Regions from separate parts of the Mus musculus genome. Here all the other regions are linked to region 2. The links are chromatin loops, found by intact Hi-C in ENCODE. Cell type or tissue: left cerebral cortex. All regions are shown on one strand. Region 1 overlaps Tmem178b (transmembrane protein 178B). Region 2 overlaps Tmem178b (transmembrane protein 178B). Region 3 overlaps Tmem178b (transmembrane protein 178B).

Region 1 (2,500 bases), 69 kb before region 2:
AGGTGGCCTGTGTGAATAAATGGGGATTTTGAGGGGCTCAGGGACTTTTCAAACTGTGCCCTCATCTTCTGGGCTCTGGATTGCCATGGATTTAATTAGCACTCCCTGTTTCCACCTCAGTTCTTTTCCCTCCTGGGTAATGACTCGATTAAGAATCTTATCTGTTCGTTGGTGGCATTCTAGTACAAAGGGTCGTTTGGGGACTTGGCAGGATCTTCAGCACCATTCCCTAGACTCCAAATTATGGGAGAAGCCAGAAGCATTAAGATCCGCTCGAAGAACTTTGCTCTCTGGTGGATCAAATGAAATGTTACATTGGTTCTTAAGTGCTCCCGCTTCTGAAGGCCACTACACAGAGCTCTTGGATTCTTGGGTTTAATCCTTCTGGAAGGGAGGTACTGGTGCTCTGATACTATCAGAAAAGCAGTGGGAATTCTCTCTGAACAGCGTGATTGTATATATGCACACAGCACTGACCTGAGTGCTTGATGGACAAGCAAATGAGATATGCTCCGGATAATGTAAACAAGTAAGGGGAATGTCTACTGGATTCCAGTAAAGGATAAGCAGCCCAGGTCAGGATGAAGGAAGAACCAGGCTGTCCTGGGAACCCAGTGTGTGGAAATTTTCACCTGGACTTCAATAACTCGGCTCCGTTGATGTCCAGTGTCCAGCTTTCAAAATCCCAGGAGGAATACACCCCCTGTCCTAGCTTGAGTTAGAATCTGTCTGCTTTTCCAGGAATGTGGGCTGCTCACTGAGGTTCAAGTTATGTATGTTCTGGTCATGGGAAAGTCATTGTGAGTGAGGCAGGCACATTTCTTATGAACTTTGTGCAGTTTGGGGGCCTCTCTCCTGCTTTGGTAGAAAATGACATTATATTTGATACACTCTGAGATTACACGCAATAATCATAATTAATACGTGTATTGCATCAGTACTTATAATCAGACATTTGGCCAAAATCTTCTGTATGTATTCTGATCTTATTTGTGTAGCAATCCCATAAGATAGGTGTATTATTATTATTATTATTATTATTTAGATAGAGAAACACATCCACCATAGAATAAGATAGTTTGAAGTCCCCTAAGCTCTTGATAGATGGTGCTCATAACTGATTATAGTTAGAAGTTCCACCTCTGCTTCTGAGTTTATGTAGATCTAGATTTCATTTTTCATTCATCTGAATAGGTCAGAGGTGAATTACAGAATGACACGTTGCTCCCACAGACAGTAGATTCTGGTAGACAGATCTTCCTGGAGACCACCCTCTCTTCTAGCATAGTCAGGGACTCTGAGGAGGTTTTCATGCAGAGCAGCTATCTTTAGCAAACTCCTTTTAATAAAGGGGAAAGCATTTAGCCCTCGCATATCTGCATGCCCCATTTTTTTTGTCACACAGTGGGTGGCTTCCCTCTACCCACCCGCCCACCTCCTGCTGTGACTCCCTGTGGCCTGCCACTTCTCGTCCATCATCACACGCCTCACCCACAATGTTCCCTTTTTGGGTTCTGGGCCTCTCAGCCACCCACTCTTGCTCTGTTCTTCCATCGCATAACCTAAAACTCAGGCAGATCCCCCTCCCCTGTGGTCATCTTTCTGGCCACACCTGCTTTCTGCTTTCTGCAGGAAACCCACCCTCTCACAATCTTCCACCTGCTATTGACACCTGCCTTTCTCCCGTTATGATGGCACTTATTCTAGCAGCCATGCCATACAACTTTGTAGCTTTTCATCAGCTGATTTATAGGGCATGACTTCGTGGATGTATGGTTATGTTCCACTGAGCAATAGGTTCTATCTAGGTGACCATATAAGGTCTTCCTGCCAGGGTGCAGCTTTCTTTATTAATTATTTTTCCAGCTCAAATGTGCTTTTGGGTGACTCTAAAGTCCTAAAGGTCAGCAGGAAGCAGCCTGTGTGTGTCTTAGGTTCTCTCAGACATGGTATGGGGTCAGGCCAGAGTGTGAACTTGGTGAGACCTTCCTCTGAGCTCCCTTGATCATGTTGCTTACACAGTCAGACTTGCCTAGGGTAAATGATAAACATGCTTTTCTAGTTTAAAAGGCAATTGTCAGTATTCCCAGGTCCAAAGCCTGCAGCCATGTACATAGAACTATGAACTCGGTAGCAACTTTTCAAAAGCTGAGAAATATTTTTGCCATTTTAATTGACTCAAACTGAGTCAATTAACCTGAGCCTAAGCAGGCTACTTAATTGTTTCTTTTTCCTGGGATTTTTTTTTTGAAGCCCCATACTCCTCTTGATTATATTGAGATATTCAAAACCCATCTCTGGAAATGATGAAGAACTATTTAGAAAAGACTAGAGTACTGCTTCAGGTTGGCATAAAACTTTCCTACCAGCCATTTTAGCACATATGCTAAGCCATGAGCTGAGCTCCACAGCCATCCTGAAGTTTCACAGGGCTGGACATTTTTTAAACATTTTGAAGCAGGGATCAGAGGAACTTGTTTTTATTTCCAGTGATCTTCCC
Region 2 (2,500 bases):
GTGACAGACAGCACAGCACGTGGGCTAAAGCACCTGTTTGGATACTCATCCTCCTGCCTTTAGTGATGTCACCTTGAGCAATCGATGGAAACCTCTCTGTGCCTCAGTTTCCCCGTCTAATCTCATAAAGTTCCTTGGAGAATTTAAGAGGCTGATATTTCTTTTTAATATTTATATAAAACAATACTTATAAATATATGTGTGTAGTATGTATATATATATGATATAAATATATATATAAACACAGTTTATCCATAATCAGCTGTATTTGTATTCAATAACTAACAGTGAAGATGTAAAAATAAATAATAAATCACTTGGATATAGATTACCTCCCAAAGAAAGGCCAAGGCCCACTTGTGTGTCCTGGGCAGATGGAAACATGACTGAGCCAGGTGGCAGACTTGGCTGATCCTCTGGCCACAACCCCAGCTTCTTCCTGCGCTAATTAACATGGCATTGGCTTGGATCAGATAGGACAAAAGCCAAAGAGTTTTCTTTCAGGAACCAATTTCTTCCAGACACTTAAACAGCTGGGCTCTATCCCTCCATGTTTCAAATCAAGGCAATTTGGAGCTGAGCCTCCTGTGCACATTGATATCAAATAATGACATCTACTGGTCTCGTCCACCATCCCTTCTGGGTATTCCAGAGGGTGAGAGAGGGTTATCTCTCCAGGAAGTTCATGTTGGACAGAATTAGTGATATCCAGACCTAGAGCAAGTCAGAGAATAGCCCCTCCTTAGCACAGTGCCTAGAGTTATAGGGACATTAAGGTAGAAATGTCCTTAAGACCTGGTCCTACCCCTCCCTGTGGTTGAGGGTAATATAGCCCAGAGAGGTGAAGTAACCATTCATTTTATGAGAAGGCTTGGAGCCAGCACCCAGGTTTTCTGATTCTTAGTGGAGAACTCAGTCCACTAAACCACACCCTTGTTCCTGTTGCAGTCCTATCAGGAAGCTGGTGCAGGTTGACCCAGCATACTCCTGGACCAGGAGAGCCATGTGACTACCAAACATGACTTTACATATAGTGATACAGCTTCATACACTTGGCTTCATGACAGCTCCCCTGGGGTACATTGTGGCTTTCTTTGCAAAAAAGTCTTGATGATACTTCAGATGAAGGGCCAGAGCAAGTAGGAGGTCACAGTGACATAGAAGATCTGCAGGAAGCTGTCATGTCAAGCATTGTTCCCCTTAAGAAACTTGGGTAGAATTGCCTTCTGTCCCAAGATGCCCAGTTAGCCTTATGGACCACTGTTATGAGAATGAGGAGAGAAGAGAAGCAGGCAGGAAGATGGCATGCTCTAAGTGGCTTTCCTCGTGGAAGCTCACGAATCACAGTTTGAGAATGTTCCTTTCCGCACAGCTGTAGCTGCCTGCCACTCCGCTCGGTTGAGAAGCCAGTTGGATCCCACTAATTCTCAGCTCTAAACCAAGGCCCAGATGGATAAGACGCTGCAAAGATTCACATGGAAAAATATGTGTTGCTACACTCTTCACTCGTTTCCTTTCCAGAACTCTTCTTCCCACTCCGTGTGGATGCTCATACCAGATCTCCCTTCACTGTGTAGGATATGTCCAAGATCAGGTGGGCAAAGCAGTCCAGGCCAGCGGTTGCTTCATCTGTAGCACTTGTGTTCCCAAATGAGCGTGGCAGAAGAAAATGGAATGGGTCGTTCTTAGCTCTTTCTGCAGTCAAATAGTTTGAGGCTCAATGCCAAAATCAAATATTTGTCAAGTGCTCGAGACCTTCAGATTAAGTAATGTAAAATTCCACGTAGAATTGCTTCATGAATAGGAAATTAATTTGCTGTATATATTAACATATTGATGATCAACATAGTATGTACATATTAATATATTCGTTGAATATATACTTATACATATACATATGGATACACATTTGTGTATAACCCCAAGAAATACAGAACTCATAGTGACTGAGGTTGGGATTCGATGACTGCTCCTGAATTCATCACTGAGTCCACAGTATGGCTTCCTCATGAGAAAGAGCAGTGGTGGTGTTTTAGCCAAAAAAAAAAAAAAAATGAAGGAGAATATATGAAATGCATTCATTGTTATCATTGAATAAGTAAGTATAGGTAATCATCAAGGCTCCCTCAATCTTCCAGAAGAACTTCAGGGTCAGATTCTCTGCGGCAGCACTTCTACACTCCTCACTTTGCATGGTTACTCCAACACTCTTTGTAATCCTGGAAACCTTGAAGCAGCACAAACACTCGTCAGGGGAAGCATGCTAAATGTGGCACTTATGGTGTAAGCTATTTTCTAGTTAAGATTTCATGGGTCTTGAAGATCCGGCTCAGTCTATAAAATGCCTCTTGCCCACCCTGCATGAGGACCTGAGTGTGCATCTCCACCAACCACATGAACACCAGGTGTGCTAGCGCACATCAATGGCCACAGTCCCTGAGAAGCAGAGACACATGGGTATCTGGAGCTGACTGGCCAGCCAGGCTAGCGAATCTGCAAG
Region 3 (2,500 bases), 360 kb before region 2:
AGTGGAGCAGAAGGGATATTGGAGAGGGCCGGGTGCACACACTCCAGGAAGAAGAAGGCGCTGGAGAGAGCCGCATGACACCGGGGAGGCTGGCGGCTGGGCGGGCAGCTCGCCACCCCTGAGCGACCTGTCCATGGTGTTGAAGGAGCTCCGAGCGCTCCGGGTGCGCCCTCCTCTGTGCAGTCCGTCCCTAACGCCCGTCAGCTGCCGCCCAGTCTCTGCAAACCCCGGGCCCTGAACAGTCGCGTAACGCCGCCCGAGTGTCCCCGCTGTCCAAAAGCGGAGCTGTCTTAATGGGGAGGCCAGAGGCAGGCCATCCGGGAGCTCGCGGGCAAAGGCTGGTAGAGACCATGCGTCTGCGGGCAGCTCGCTTCTGAGAGCACCCGTGGGGTCGGCAGGAGTCAAGGACCTAGTGGTGATCAGAGGACTCAGGCTTTGAAAAGACCCAACCTGGAAAAGAACAGTTCTGGGCACGCGTCCCCGGCCTTCGGCTGCAGACCGAAAAGGGGAGGAGAGTCCCAGAGAAAGAGATCCAGGCTGCACTCCCTACTCCGGGCAACCGGCCGTGAGCGCGATCCGTCCTTCGGCGAAGTGTCGCGTCCTCAGATCTCCCTCCCTATCATTCATTCCCAGGAAGCCAGGACTGTCACTCCGGTCAGCAAGCTGCACAGAGAAACCCAGCAAGCCTCGCCGTGGTCGAGAGCACTTGGTGTTTAGTTTGTGATTGCTGGGCGGCGTGCAGAGGCGGACGGAGGGTTAGGACTGTTGCCCCCTGAACGGTGGGAAGTGGCCGTGCTGAGTTCACCACCGCGAGAGGAGGCTGCACCTGCCCGGAGGATGCTCAGGACCCTGCGGGAGCCTCTCCCGATCAGAACTTTTTAGGCTGCCCGCCTCTACTCCCGCAGTCCCCCAGCCGCGTACCCGCAGGTGGGGGCCGAGGGGGGCGCCGCGGCGCAGATCCCCTCCCGTATCCACCCCTAGCTCGGCCGCCCGCCGCTTTGTTCCGGGCGCGCGGAGGGAAGGCGAGGCTGCGGCGGATCATGCCCATGGTGTAGCCGCCAAGCGGAGGCATGGCTGCCGGAAGGTTACTGCTCTATACGGGGCTTTCGCTAGCGCTCTGCGCCCTCGGCATGTTGGCTGTGGCCATCTGCTCCGACCATTGGTACGAGACGGACGCCAGGAAGCACAGGGACAGGTGCAAGGCCTTCAACACCCGCCGGGTCGACCCCGGCTTCATTTACAACAACAACAACAACTTGCCTCTGCGCGCCAGCCGCTCGCGCCTGGACCGCTGGGAGGGCAAACTCCTCCGGGCCCGGAATCGCCGGCAGCTGTTCGCTATGAGCCCCGCGGACGAGTGCAGCCGTCAATACAACTCCACCAACATGGGCCTCTGGAGGAAGTGCCACCGGCAGGGCTTCGACCCGGAGATCGCCGCCCTCATACGGAAAGGTAAGCTCGAGGCGCGAGGCGTGGCGCTGCAGAGAGCCAGGCACTCTAGGTAGGCCCTGCAGCCCCTTGCTTCTCCTGGTGGCCACAGGCTATGGCATCTCCTGGTTTCTGAGTGGTCCAGTTAGGCAGGCCTGGCTGAACCTTGGCGTGGGCAGAACTTGCCTCTCCATAGCTGATTGTGGTAAAGGCTTCACTCTGTTGGCTCACCTGCTGTCTTGCTCTTATGGGTCGGGATTCGTATGCATTCTCCTAGGCCAGGGTTTTGTTTTTTTAAATCCAAGATAATGGCTTCATCAACCTCTGGGAAGGAAGGGAATCTCCAATGTTGTGTTTCTAGAGGAAACCCTAGACGTGTCAGGGCTAACTGGCTCCAAATTTTAATCCCTGTTTTTAGATGTTGAACTAATTCGATCAAAGGAAACTGGGGATGGGGGATGTCCTCTGCAGGAGACACTATGCACACCAGAAACATTTAGTTAGTAAGGCACTGTTAGAAGTCATGGTGTAGCTATTGGTCATATAAACACCAATACATTACAGCCTCTGCTTTGTAGGAGCCCAAAGCAGGTAGCCAGCAGCATTCCATTACAGTCCTTTATTTCATCTTCTGGAGCAGTGGTTGACATAGTGACGGTGAGCAGTGAATACCAGCAGTCTAATACGCACAAAAAAGTAACACAAAAGTGGGACTATCAGAAGGAAAGAAATGACCATTTTCAGGTTTATATAAAACACTCAAGGTGCATAAAACAGAAAACAAGCAAATATCTGCTAATACCACTTGATATTTGAATATGATCACATGCATTGAAAAGTCTGCTTATGTGATACAATTTGTAAATCCTATATGGTTTATATGCTTGAAAACAACCTGTCTCATCAGTCTACTGAAATACTGTTTGATGTGAAGCGCTTTAATGTCTTCTGAGGATACCCCTCTATGATGGCTGCACTCTGGGAAGATGTGTAGATTTTAGACCTTGCTTCTCTCCTCATGTGTCACTCTCTTCAACCAGTGAGTGGTTGACAACTGTGCTAATATTTGCAA

What was found. Peaks named below come from ENCODE experiments on the same cell type or tissue, not always from the same donor. Only the 100,000 strongest peaks of a DNase experiment are listed, where the experiment ranks them.
Region 1: it touches region 2 in a loop (2.5-fold over the local background); 2 of 42 quality-filtered maps call a loop at or near these places.
Region 3: it touches region 2 in a loop (5-fold over the local background); 9 of 42 quality-filtered maps call a loop at or near these places.

The regions. Positions count from the first base shown.
Region 1 is chr6:40,160,100-40,162,599 of GRCm38, forward strand. The region is part of intron 2 of Tmem178b (transmembrane protein 178B); the gene reads left to right. Among named protein-coding and RNA genes, the nearest start is that of Agk, 160 kb to the right of the region's middle. In left cerebral cortex, no CTCF peak of the experiment used is centred here; a DNase peak (open chromatin) is centred at 1,476; H3K27ac peaks cover 2,092 bases.
Region 2 is chr6:40,228,749-40,231,248 of GRCm38, forward strand. All of the region lies in intron 3 of Tmem178b (transmembrane protein 178B), which reads left to right. Among named protein-coding and RNA genes, the nearest start is that of Agk, 95 kb to the right of the region's middle. In left cerebral cortex, no CTCF peak of the experiment used is centred here; a DNase peak (open chromatin) is centred at 1,425; H3K27ac peaks cover 694 bases.
Region 3 is chr6:39,872,001-39,874,500 of GRCm38, forward strand. Tmem178b (transmembrane protein 178B) reads left to right here. Exons shown (of 4, transcript NM_001360978.1): 1 at 1-1,452. The coding sequence starts at 1,071. Among named protein-coding and RNA genes, the nearest start is that of Tmem178b, 1.8 kb to the left of the region's middle. In left cerebral cortex, a CTCF peak has its summit at 1,522; DNase peaks (open chromatin) are centred at 209, 523, 665, 1,124 and 2 more places; H3K4me3 peaks cover 2,500 bases; H3K27ac peaks cover 2,398 bases.